Linked DNA regions of Homo sapiens: region 1 is linked to region 2. The links are chromatin contacts, found by Hi-C in ENCODE. All regions are on one chromosome and are shown on one strand. The core of a region is the stretch at or near the end of the contact, and the rest is flanking DNA. Distances in the headings are between cores, read along the strand shown. Region 1 holds the start of VAC14 (VAC14 component of PIKFYVE complex). Region 2 holds the start of PSMD7 (proteasome 26S subunit, non-ATPase 7).

The links. Hi-C counts contacts between places; a loop is a spot of excess contacts on that map. Pooled maps may share reads with other maps.
Region 1: a pooled map shows a loop between it and region 2 (30-fold over the local background). The contact joins the promoter of VAC14 here to the promoter of PSMD7 in region 2. A Hi-C loop is called at or near these places in 9 of 50 pooled maps.

What each region holds. Positions count from the first base shown.
Region 1 is chr16:70,798,475-70,805,299 of GRCh38, forward strand. VAC14 (VAC14 component of PIKFYVE complex) reads right to left here and starts at 2,684. Exons shown (of 19, transcript NM_018052.5): 1 at 2,323-2,684. The coding sequence starts at 2,426. It overlaps HYDIN (HYDIN axonemal central pair apparatus protein), which reads right to left. Exons shown (of 86, transcript NM_001270974.2): 86 at 3,610-6,825. RefSeq lists enhancers at 2,370-2,992, 2,660-2,719 and a silencer at 2,390-2,579.
Region 2 is chr16:74,291,279-74,298,063 of GRCh38, forward strand. PSMD7 (proteasome 26S subunit, non-ATPase 7) reads left to right here and starts at 5,536. Exons shown (of 7, transcript NM_002811.5): 1 at 5,536-5,710. The coding sequence starts at 5,637. RefSeq lists enhancers at 4,769-5,660, 5,451-5,760, 5,661-6,550.

The DNA.
Region 1 (6,825 bases), core at 1,434-3,933, 3.5 Mb before region 2:
CAGACAAGCAAAATGCTGGTGCTGGTGAAGCACAGATAAGTAAGTCAGTATCTATCTCTAAGCAATTTGTGAAGCATATGTTCTGAGGAAGGCATTGAACTAACCAGCCATTCTTCATTCTAAGCATGACTGGAGAAGGTTGGAAACAGATGAGAGGGTCTTTGAGGCCAGTGCTTCTCAAACTTTAATGTGCACACAAATCACCCAGGGATCTTGTTAAAATGCAGATTCTGATTCCATAGGTCTGGAGCAAAGCTGCAGAGCCTCTAACAAGCTCCCAGGTGATCCTGATGCTGCTGTCTGTAGGCCACGCTTTTGGGCAGCAAGGTCCTGAGCCTGCAATGTTATTTCCCCACCGAAAATGTACGGTCATTCATTTATTCGGACACCAGCTGTCAAGTGCTGCCAGGCTAAGTGCTAAGGATAAATAAAACAGATACATAAACAGAACTCTCTGCTCTTAAGGAGTTCACAGTCAAGGCACTGCTGAGTTTCTCTAAATTCCACAAATCAAGGGCAATGTCCAATACAAAATGAACTCGATCAAAGACAAAACCCTTACAGAACTGTGTGCAGAGTGAGAACAGATACACAGGTTGCGCTGGAAGCAACAATAATGTTGAGATGAATACCTCTCTCTTCAAGGACTCAACAGACGACTCAAGCTACAATAAAACCGGATATTCCTGAGAAGCAGAGTGGGTGAGGGACAAAACTAGGTGTCAAGGCAACTTCAAAGCCAACAAAACCCCATGGACACGGAACCATGCCTATATATCATTTCTGGGTCCCTCTATTCAGTATGGCAATGTGCAATAAGACTTGCTAGCATTCGTGAGAGTCAGGCATAAACAAAAAGCTATATAAAAGGAGCAGTCAAGAAAGTGGTGTCTGATGAGAGAAGCAGCTAGATGGTTGTGGACATACTGAGTATGAGAGCTGAATGGAGGCAGGGTGGGGGATTTCTTATCAAGGTCCGAACCCTTTAGTTTAGGAGGAAACTAAAATCCAAAGCAACATTTGATTTGGATTGCAAGCAGCAGTTGTCAACCGGGGCAATTTTGCTCCTTCAGGGGACATTTAGCAATGTCTGAAGACATTTTTGATTGTTACAACGGATGGAGTGCTACTGGCATCCAGTGGGAAGAGGTCAGAGACGCTGTTAAAAATCCTGCAAGGCACAGGACAGCCCACTACAACCAAAAATCATCTGCCCCAAAATGTGAATGGTGCAGAGGCTGAGAAACCCTGAGTTAAGGAATTTGCCCCAGGTTAACGAATGAATGTCACACCACGGAATAGATTAGAGCAGTCCAATAGAGCATTCTGCAATGATGGAAACAGTCTATAATCTGTGCTGCCCTATATAGCAGCCAATAGCTACATGTGGCTATTGAACACTTGAAATACGGGTAGTGTGACTGAGAAACTAAAGTTTAATCTTTAATAATTTAAATTTATAATAGCTACGCACGGCCAACGGCTACTCTACTGGACAGAACAGAAATACAATTCACCTTTTCTGACTCGCAGACTGGTATTCTTCCAGTTTCACAGCCTGCTTCTTTCCAATTTTCTGAAATCACTCACTCACTTGACTTTAACACTAAAATGTGACTGGGAAAAAACCCACAAAAGTAAAATAATACTGCAGAAAAAAAAATAAATAAAACATCCCCAGTTAAACTTTCGCTGTTTTGTACATTGGGAAATAAAGTAAAATATCAGATCATTGTTACACATACATGTAACAAGACTGCAGAAGCAAGAAAGGTCAAATTATTTCTACTTCCACTTGCAGGGAAGGGTGTTATAACACAGATAAAACAAAAAACTCTCTGAGCCTTGAGATCACGAGTTTTCCGACCTGATTTCTCTACTTGGTCACTAACAATCTCCTTCACTTCTCAGAAGCTGGGTAAGAAACCAGGCTGGTCAGCATCACCTGCAAATTCTCCGGCTTCTGACTTCTCTCTCACCACAGAGACAACTCTCTGATTTGCTGGTTTGGGTGGCACCGCACCGAAGACTCACCATGTGCCATGCACTGTGCAAAGCACTACCCATACATGATGTCACTTCATTCTCACTGCAGCCCTTTGTGGCACCGGGAGGTTAAAAAGCTGGGACCAAATCACACAGCCAGTCAGGAGTAAAGCAGGGACTCCCAGATATGGCTCCCAATCTGCTCTTAAACACTGCGCTAAGGTAAGGGCCTAAAACCTGGGAAAGTAACCCTGGCTGGGAAGGCGTGAGAAGTCCCCCTGGGGAGCAGAGCAGTCAGGGGCTGCATAGCCAGGGAGGGGTCCTGGCGGCTCTTACTTCTCGATCTCCAGCGCTGCCACCTTCCGCTTTTCGTACAGCTTGTCATTGAGGGCGCGCACGATGTTAGGCGTGAGCGGCGCGAAATCCTTCTCGGGGTTCATGGTGGCAGCTGGGGGAACCTCGCGACTCCTTAGCCCGCGGCTGCCGGGGCCGCGCCGGGGCCAGGGGAGTCTGCGGCTCCGCTCTGCCCCCGGCGCCGGCGCATGGACCACGCCGCTCTAGGCTTGCCTGCCACGCTCCGCCGCCTCGCCCTGGAACCCGGGCCCGGACCCCGCTCCAGCACACCTGACCCTGGCCGCTTAACAACTCCCGCCCGGCACTAGCGGGACTCACGAGACAGCGGCCATGTTACTCGAGTCACATGACTCTACAGCACTTCCGCCTTCCGTCGCGAGGGCCCGCCCCTCTCCAGCCACGCCCCCACCGCAGGCCGCAGGTGGATTGGCCACGCCCTCGGAAGGCTCCACCCACACTGCACACACTATCGCGCTGCGCGCCAGGTAGCTGGAGTGTGGTTTGAGACGTGCTTTAATGGGTGTGTAGCTCACGCCCAACTGATGGCACGTGGTGGGCTTCTGTAGACGTTCGTAAGACCGAATGGGTTCTTGGAGTCTGATTCACTTAACATAATTTATTCAATAGTCACCGAATTCACTAGTTCATTCAGTAGTTGGTCACTTACCAATTTCCTAGATGCAGACGTTTCCCTAACTGCAGTAACACTGTCATCACTTTCACCATATTCTAGCCACTTGTATTATCTATTTAATGTTTTCCTCAAATCAACTCACTTTAAAAAATACCTTAAATCTCTTTTAGCTTTGCTTATGCCCTAAAACCATGAGTTTGAATAGGTATATTTTTTCTAAGACACATCAAAATAAATTCTCAATTAAAAATGGCACTACCTGTCTACCACCTAAGATCTCAGGTACCACCAGTGTCTGTCACTCCACCATTTGGGGGTGTGTTTAACATGCTCTGATGCCTAGGAGGGCTGGTTACAGACAGAGAGAAAGGCCCCAGATCTGCTGAGTGCGGGTCTCTAGATAGGTCCCCTGGAAAGCAGCCCCTTCAGCTGCTTCGGGAATCACATTACATGGTGAGACAGAAATCCCAACTATGTGGCAAAATATTTAAAAGCAATTTATGGCCGGAGTGTGGTAAACATGCAGTTAACAGGGAGGTGCATCAGCCTTTCCTATCATAAGCTTTCAGAGTGAACAGGGACTTAGGACAAGGGCTAGATTACAGTGGAGCTCAAAGAATAACAGTTTCAGAATGCATGGTGATACTTTTCTTTAATGAATGAAAAGTGCATATATAGGCCTTATAACAGTCTTGAAAATGGAGTATTTTCCTCAACAGAAACAGGGACGCAATGAGTAAAGGGCAAAAGTAGGCAGAATTCTAGGATGACCTCCAATATTCCCACCCCTTCGTGTTCATGCCCTGTATTATGCCCTCTTTCAGCGTGAACAAGACTTGTAAATATGATGGGCTATGCATCACTCACATGATTATATTATGTAATATCGCAGAAGAGATTTTGCAGATGTAATTAAGGTCCCTAATCAGCAGACATTGAATTAATAAAAAGAGAGATTAACTTGAGTCGGCCTGACCGAATCAAGTGAGTACTTAAAAGAGATTAGAAGAAATTTGAACTGGAAGAGAGACTCTCCTGTAAGGAGTTTAGTCATATGGCCACAAAGGAATGAATTTTGCCAACACATTGAGGGTCCTTGGAAGCAGATCTTTCCCTAGTTGAGCCTCCTGATGAGGATGCAGCTGGCCAGCACCTTGATTTCAGCCTTGTGGAACCCTGAGCTGAGAATCCAGTTCACACTGGGCTCTCAACCCATGGAAACTGTGAGATAATAAATTTGTGTTGTTTTGCTCTCCTAGTTTTGTGGTAATTTGTTATGCAGCCATAGAAAATGAATACAAAGGCTAATCCAAAACTCGGCAAGTCATGGATATATCATGTCTAGAAAAATCCATAAAAAATGTATTCTCCTATACAGGTGGGGTTTTCATAGTTGTTAAAACCTTTGCTGACACAATCCTATGAATGAAGGTAGGTGCGCTAACAAGTAGTAGTAGTGCTGCCAAGGACATCTCCAAATGTCTTGCAAAGTTTGGTTTTAGGATTTTGATGATGGTTGATGAAAAACACTGAAAAAATGTAAATCAATGGGAATGATTTGGTTCTATTTCTCCAATGTGTGTGCATTTCCACGGGACGCATATCTAATATATTTCATGTTTCTTTTGCTTTTTGGTTTGGCTTTTTCTTAGAGGTGAACTGAATTTCCCAAGGGTAATGATACAGTTTTTAATAATTCAAACAATAAGGAATTTTTTTTTTACCAGAAGTATTCTTTTCTCCTGAAATTATATTCTGGCTCAGGTTGCTAAGTAACCAGTTTTTTATTCAAGGCCCAGACCAATGCCTACCTTTAGGTCAGAAGTTCCTAGAAAGAAGTGGTTCTTTTCTCTAATATCTTGAAAAATGCCAACTAGGTAAGATTATTTATGCATAATTGAGCTAGCAGTGGTGGTAAAAATAAAGCCCAAAGGCTACCCTTGCCTTCCACCCTTGTTCCTCTTCTCTGACCTGTGACCATTCCTGTTGAAACTCTTCTAGACTAGGGGATAACTGATGTGCCTGACTGCATACTAGTCATTATTTCACAGTTACAATTCATCTGCATCTGTGTGATGCTTGGTTGTTATGCTAGAACTTGTAATAGTTCTGTAACAACTATTCATAATAGCTATTACAAGTATGTAAAAGTTATGACATAACTTGTAGCAAGAGGCTGCTGATGACATTGTAAGAAATTGTACCAAAATCTTGAACTGTGCAAAGCAGTTTCTCCAACAGCAATGTAATTGTAGCTGGAGTTTCAGGGCAACAGGGTTTAAGGTATTAGGTAGAGGTCTTGAAATGTAGCAGGCCCTCACCAATGTTACAGTATTGTCACCTCTGACTTGAGGCTCCTAAAGAAGTGGTTAGACTTAGCATGCCACACTCACTGGGGGCCCAGTGTGGAACGAGGCCAGGGAGCCCCATTCCCATGGTATTCTGTGCACAGTGCTCCTTGGAGTTCTGCCACACAGCTACCCTGACATTTTCTGAACATCCCCCAGTTAGAAGTCTCCTGGTCTGCTTTGCTGAGAATGGATTCTCCAATGTAACTTCCACAAGCATGTGTTGGAAGGGTTATTTTCATCAAGCCTGCTGTTAAGCTACTTTGCCATTCCAAATTTGCTAATATAAGACTATTTTGTTATTGTTTGAGGCTAAGGAAGCACGAGAAAAACCTAAAGGGAAGAAATGCACCCAATCTCAAACCAGCCTGGAAGAGGGTTCACACTGGGGCAGGATCTGAGCTTGGCTCTTGGTCCCAGGGAGAAGGAACTTCCTCCTCTCTCAGGGGCTAGGAGGATTTGGACCCTAGACTCAGTGGTGTTATAGGACCAACACGTTTGTGTGCCCACTGTGCAGTAACAGACCAATGCACAGAGACAGTGGGGATGCAGCAGAGAAAGTGATGATCAAAGGTCACTGAGTGATGAGATGGGAGGAGACCCTCAAATCCATCTCCCGGAAGAGTTCTGGACTGGGGTTTTTAAGGGGATCCTGGAGGGTGAAGGGCTGAAAAACCAGGTGACTGATTGGTTGGGTAAGACGGATGAAATCATCAGGATGTGGAAACCGCATTCTTTGGTGAATCAGCTTCTCGTGAGGTCCTTCAGATCAGCTGATGTCAGTTGTTTCACTGGTACACAGGACCAAGAATAAATATCTCAAACGGAAAACTTAACGTTTCCTAATGTTCAAGTTGTTATCTCCAGAGCATTGAGGGGAACTATGATCTTTAGCAGGGTCTACGTGATTCTGAAACAGCAGGCACCAAACAGCTATGAGGAAGCAGGTCTGAGCGCAGGCTGATCTAGTGATTAATGCTGAGTGTGCTGCAACCTGGGTTCGTTTTTGTTTCTCCCCCTCCCTTCTCCCTGATCACTTTTATAAAATGTATATGGACAGCTTCAGTGGCTTGGGGAAGCACTGGAACAGGTCTGAAGTTGGGGGAGTTGCCCCTAGCCACCCCAAGGCTGGCTATAAGCCATGCTGGGGCTGGTGGCATGTTAGACAAGATTTCAGACAGCTTCTTCCACCTTTTCTTTAGTCTTAGGGATCACTTGGTGTACCACATTGACCATTATTGAAAAAGTACACCCTTTTGAAGAGTAGGGTGAGGGACCAATTGCTTCCCTTCTCCTAACCTATACCTCTGGTGAATAGGTGGAAGGAGGCACATTTTGGGGAGGGTTAATTTCATCAACTAGGTCCTATGCAGATTTGGTAAGACTTCTCAGGACTGTAATGAAAGAGTTATGGCTGTGGGTTTGGCAAATGTCAAGTTTTGCCAGGTACCTTAAAGTAGCACTCTCAGCTGCAATGTGCATGCAAATCGCCTGGAGGTCCAT
Region 2 (6,785 bases), core at 4,286-6,785:
TTTCTATTACCTTCACAGTCGGAGACGACAGGGAGAAAGATTACAGGGAAGGGTGCCAGAGGCATCAAGAATTTATTCTCTACCATGTTCCAGTTTCTCCACACTCTCAAACTCAGTCCTGCTGGAATGTTTCCAAAATGCTACCTAGCTTGAGGAACCTCTTCAGATTCTGATCATATCACTTGAGCTGAGCGATATTCCATGACAGGCCTAAATAACCCTCAAATGAAAGAGTAAATGCAGCAAATAACAGAGAAAGTAAGTGACGGAGCTCACATTTAGGGAGCAGCTATATAACCAAGCATTGAGTGGCAGATAATGGATTTACCAAGAACCTTAGGTTCACAAAGAATTCACAAATTGCCTAGTGTTTCTGTTATCTGTTGCTGCACAACAAACCACCCAAAACTTAGTGACTTAAAACAGCAACGATGACTTATTATTTCACAGAATTTTATAACCTGGGCTGGGCTCAGCTGGGCAGTTCTTCTGCTCCACATGCTATCTACTAGGGCTGGAATATCCACAGTGGTTTTTTCACTCTCATTTCTTGGGACCCTGCCTGTAATGGCTGGAATAGCTGGGGAATGGCCAAGCATTCCTCTTCTATTCCATATGGTCTCTCCTGCAAAGTAGCCAGATTTTTCTACATGACTCAGGGTTCCAAGAGTGGGCATTCCAAGAGAACAAGCTGCAACATGAGAGTGTTACTCAAGCCTCTGTTTGTATTACACTTGCTAATATCTCATGTGCCAGAGCAAGTCACATGCCCAAGCTCACAGTCAATTTTGGAGGAGATAACCAGGGCATGAAGGCCAGATGCATGATTCATTGGGGCCTGGCACATTTGATCATGGTGAGCATGTCTGACAGACTGAGCACACTTTCTGACACCATATGGGATATTATACAGGATTTACATTTATTATTTGCTTATAGTCTATCTCCTCTAACAAGACTATAAGTTCAAAGAGGGCAAGAGCTTTGTTTTGTTTATTCCTATATAACCAGTATTTAGAAGAGTGGCACAGAGTTAAATTGTTAAGTGAGTATTGAGAAAAACATCAGAGATACTGGTTATAGAAGACTGCCAAAGTTTACAGTGCAAAAGAGTCATTATCTAAGTGGAAAAATTAAAGATTCTAGAAACACCGTTGGCACAGCTTTTGCCCTTTCCAGGCCTACAGAGGCTGATGGAGAATGATGTTGTAGCTGGGCCTCTGAGTAGATGAAGGCATCTATTATGAAGAAATCAAATCCATTCTATGCAGCTATTAATGATGATGTAGACCTAGATTTGCTATAAGGAAGTGTGTTAATGATAAATTATTAACTCAAAAGAGCAAATTTCAGAACTTTATGTAGAGTTAAACTCCATTTGCATTTTTTTTTTTTTTGAGATGAAGTCTCACTCTGTCACCCAGGCTAGAGTGCAGTGGCAGGATCTTAGCTCACTGCAACCTCCGCCTCCCAGGTTCAAGTGATTCTCCTACCTCAGCCTCCCAAGCAGCTGGGATTACAGGCACCGACCATCATGCATGGCTAATTTTTTTTTGTATTTTTAGTAGAGATGGGGTTTCCTCATGTTGGCCAAGCTGGTCTCCAACTCCTGACCTTGTGATCAGCCCGCCTCGGCCTCCCAAAGTGCTGGGATTACAGGCGTGAGCCGCAGCGCCGAGCCCATTTGCATATTTTGAAAGCTATGCATACAGATGCCAAAAGATACATCTTTAAAAAACTTTCCGAAAGATTCGCCAGAAACTAGTAGCCAGTGACTACCTTTAAGGAGAGGAACTAGGGTTCACCTAAGAAAAGTGAGGGAGACTTGAAGCTCAGTAACAGGTTCATGGGCTTTATTATACTATTTTCCCTACTCTTGCACAGGGTAGGGATTTTCCATTAAAAAGGGTGTTTTAAAAATATGTCTGGGGCTGGGCACCATGGCTCACGCCTATAATCCTAACACTGTGGGAGGCCAAAGCAGGAGGATCATTTGAGCCCAGAAGTTCAAGGCTTCAGTGAGCTAATGATTGCACCACTGCACTCCAACCTTGGTGACAGAGTGAGACCCTAACTCTTTTAAAAAAATAACAAATTAAAAATGTTAAAATAAGGCTGGGCACAGTGGCTCATGCCTGTAATCCCAGCACCAGCCTGGCCAACAGGATGAAACCCCGTCTCTACTAAAAATACAAAAATTAGCCAGGCGTGGTGGCGGGCACCTCTAATCCCAGCTACTAGGGAGGCTGAGGTGGGAGAATCGCTTGAACCCAGGAGGTGTTGGTTGCAGCAAGCTGAGATCTGGGCAACAAGAGTGAAACTCAGTCTCAATCAATCAATCAATCAATAAAATAAGTCTGGCTGCAGAGTGGAGGATGGAGATGGGAGAAGGTCAAAACTGGAAGGCAAAAAGAGAAATTAGGAAGCTAATGCTGAAATCCCTTAAGAAATACAGCACTTTAGGCCAGGCGCGGTGGTTCACGCCTATAATCCTAGCACTTTGGGAGGCTGAGGCAGGCAGATCACAAAATCGAGACCATCCTTCCTGGCCAACATGGTGAAACCCTGTCTCTACTAAAAATACAAACAAATTAGCTGGGCATGGTGGCATGCGCCTATAGTCCCAGCTGCTTGGGAGGCTGAGGCAGGAGAATCACTTGAACCTGGGAGACGGAGGTTACAGGGAGCCGAGATTGTGCCACTGCACTCCAGCCCGGTGACAGAGTAGGACTCCGTCTCAAAAAAAAAGCACTTTGGGCCAGGGTTAATCTTAGTTTTCTGTATGTGGTACGATTTCAGGTGATTTTAATTTATTTCAATTAATTAATTATTTGTGACAAGGTCCTACTGTTCGGAAGGGTCATGAACTCCTGGGCTCAAGTGATCCTCCAACCTCAGCCTTCCAAGTATCTGGGATTACAGGCACAGGCCACCATGCCCAGCTCTATATTCATTTTTATTTATCTGAATAGTGTCATTTTTCCACAATGATCATGTGTAACTAGAATAATTTTTTAAGCTCATAGTCAGTTTCACACTGCTTCAGTGAGTCAGGATTGGAGACACCCAATAAGCTTCGAAACAGCTTGCTTAGGCTTAGTACAACTGCAAAGTGAACTCAGTGTGAAATAAAATATATCACTTTCTAAAGTTTGAAATTTAGTATCTTAATAAAATTAATGCAATTCTTTTGCCTAAGACTGCTGCAAGCAGGCACACCAACCAATTAGGAACTGGGGTCACAGAAACCTGGCTTGATCCTGACCAGCAATGTGATCTTGGAAAGATCCTTCCCAATGTCTGAGCCTTATTGTCATCTTCCATTTCACTATCATAACTAATTATTCATTTATATAGTAATTACTGAATGTCTCCTATGTGCCAGGCACTTTTCAAGACAATGATAATATAAAAGTAAACTAGGGGCCAGGTGCAGTGGCTCACACCTATAATCCCAGCACTTTGGGAAGCCAAGGCAGGCAGATCACTTGAGTTCAGGAGTTCCAGATAAGCCTGGCCAACACAGTGAAACTCCATCTCTACTAAAAATAGAAAAATTAGTGGGGCATGGTGGCGCTCACCTGTAGTCCCAGCTACTTGGGAGGCTGAGGTATGAGAATCGCTTGAACCTGGGAGGTGAAGGTTGCAGTGAGCCAAGATTGTGCCACTGCATTCCGGACTGGGTGACAGAGCGAGACTGTCTCTCATTTATTTAAAAAAAAAAAAAAAAGTAAACAGGAGTTTACAAACTAAACAAGAGCTTACATTCTAATGAGAGACAAAGAATGAACAGAATAAGTAAATTCTACAAACTATTCACAAGTGGTAAAAACTATGGAGAAAACTAAAGCAGAAACACATTAGGGGGAGAAAGACAAAATTTTTTCAAAGCGTGAGAAAAAGCCCACCTCGAGAGCAACATTTGAGCAACAATTTTCATTTGTAATGAGAAAATACCGACTTCGTAAGGTTGTTACAAGCCTTGTTAACACAGCATGGGCCTCACCTGAAAGCTTGTTAGAAGCTCAGAATTTCAGGTCCCATCTCAGACCTACAGAATCAGAATCTGAATTTTAACAAGGTCCCCTGGTGATTTGTAAGCATATCAAAGTTTGAGAAGCATTAATTAAAAGGATTAAATATTTGCGTCTGAACCAGGGCTGGCATATTATAGGCACTCAATAGATTCAATAATTCTTAGTTTTCTTTCCCCATTAACATAACCCTTATATCTTTCTAGTTATAATTAAGAATGAATGGCCAGGCACAGTAGCTCACACCTGTAATCCCAGCAGTTTGGGAGGCTGAGGTGGGAGGATTGCTTGAGGCTGGGGGTTTAAGACCAGCTTGGACAACATAGTGAGACACCAACTGTACCAAAAAAAAAAATGAAAAAATAAAGATAGCATTGAGTCTCTTCAATTAATTATGAATATTAAGCATATCCTGCCATTTACTTCCTTGCAGATCTAGCAGAAAATCTGAAAATAAAGCCAAGTTGCAGACAGAAGACAAAGATAAATTCACATGCAGACAAATTCAAACTCCTGACTACATTAATGTCTCTCATTGGTGGCCAAATTTCAGTCTAATCTTTGCTAATGTTTTTCACCACCCACAAATAAGAGAGACTGAGTGTGTCCCTTGACATTTGGAGATCAGGAAGTCCACCTTAAAAAGACAAGAGGCCAAAATGTTGGGAAAATCCTCTGGTGATAAAGGGAAAGCAAAAATTGTTTAAAAACAGAACAAAATATAAGTAAATAATTCAGGTTGCTTAAGTACTGTTTTCGTTTACAGAAACAGCAACTTCAAATGAGACGATATAAACCTGTATGATTTTTCTTATAATTTGCCTCCTGCAAATAAGCTTAAGTCTTTGTCTACCTTAGTCTTCTCTTTCCTAGCTACATATCACAACATACTTCCTTACTGCCTTCCTTCCGTCTTTTCTTCAACGCTTCTGTAAATTTTGATTTCAAAAGCAACGGCACAATTGCGTTCTTCTAGCCCTAGTTACGCAGTAATATAACGACAGGTGGAAACCTGCAGGTTGCCACGTTCATTGCAAAGTGTCCACAGTAAAGATAAAGGAGAAATTCCCCCGGCAATGAAAACGAGAATGAGATAAATTACCAAATTACATTAAAAGCGTGCTCTTATGTTAGAGATTTAAAGTTCCTCTCAGAAATCGCGGAGGATTTTGACCTGAAGCAAAAGTGAACTTCTTCCGGGTGGTAGAAAAGTAAACTGTCAACTATTTACTTTGGGGGGGTGGCGGGGGGAGGGTGCTGGGAAGGAATTGAGGCGAAAAGCCTCTGCAGGTGACGGTACAGGCCAATACCAGGAGGTCAAGTCGCCGGTGTCCCTTCGGCCCTTAAGTCCAGGGAAACGCACGGCGAGGGACGAGGGGCGATTCCCGCCTTTCTCCAGCCCTTTCTCCGCCCACAAATGACGGCGGTGGCGAAGATCCGGGCCCGCCGCGCGAGGCACTCTGGGAGCGGAAGAAGGAGGCCGCGCGAGGGCTGACGAACCGGAAGAAGAGGAACTGGGCCTGAAAGGGTACCGGTGACCGCTACTGCTGCCGGTGTTTGCGTGTGGCAGGGAGCCAGGCCTGGCGAGCGGGGTGTGTCGCGATGCCGGAGCTGGCAGTGCAGAAGGTGGTGGTCCACCCCCTGGTGCTGCTCAGTGTGGTGGATCATTTCAACCGGTGAGCGAGCGCCCTATAGCTGGGCCGGCGGCGCAGCCGCTGCTGAGTCACGGGCACGCTGGAGATGGCGCGGCGGCCGCGGACGAGCTGGGGACGCAGATAGGGCGGCTGGTGACCCTTACTTGTTCACGAGTCCAGACCAGCGTCGGCTCACGATGCCGGAGTCATCCAGCCTCCCGCCCCTGCCCCAGCCGCCGCCACTTCGGGGCCTTGGCTGCCTGTTCCGTTTAGCCTGTTTGTTTTACAGAGTTCCCTTTCCGAGTTCGTTTTGCCGAAGTTCGTTTTACCGAAATCTGGATGATGCTGGGGGTCGGGAGATGCGGCTAGCTTTAGTTGGCCCTGACCCCCGCCCCCAAGCTCGTGTCTGTCACTTCGTTTTGAAGTTCGTTTTGCCGAAATCTGGATAAAGCCAGGGTGGGGCGGAGGCGGGCTAGCTTCATTTGGCTCTGACCCCCGACCCCAGGGTCGTATCTTCATTTGACTCAGTTGATTTCACTGAAATGTGAATAATGCAAAGTGACTGATGTCTGGATGATGCTTGGGTGGGGCGGAGTGGGCTAGCTCCATTTAGCCCCGCCCCAAGGCTATGTTTATCTTCGTTTGACCGAATTGGTTTCACCGAAATATGGATGATGCTGGAGTGGGGTGCAGGGTGGCTACCTTCATTTGGCCCTGACCCCGGCCCCAGGGTCGTATTTATGTTTATCCTCGTTTAACCAAGTTGATTTCACCGAAATGTGAATGATGCAAAGTGAATGATGCCTGGATGATGCCGGAGTGGGGCTAAGGGGGCTAGCTTCAATTTGGCCCTGACCCCCGCCCCCAGGGTCGTATCTATGTTTGTCTTCATTTGACCGAGTTCCTGTTATCGAAATCTGGATGATGCTCAGCACCCCGAAGGGCTTCCTGGATCAGCTGTGGTTTTAACCCATTAACATTTTTAAATGGGAATCTGATTAGACTCCGTCTCAAAAAAAAAAATGTATATATAGATGAGGTTTCAGTTTTTATTTAAAACACGAGGCCGAGCATGGTGGCTCACGCCTGTAATCCCAGCATTTTGGGAGGCTGAGAC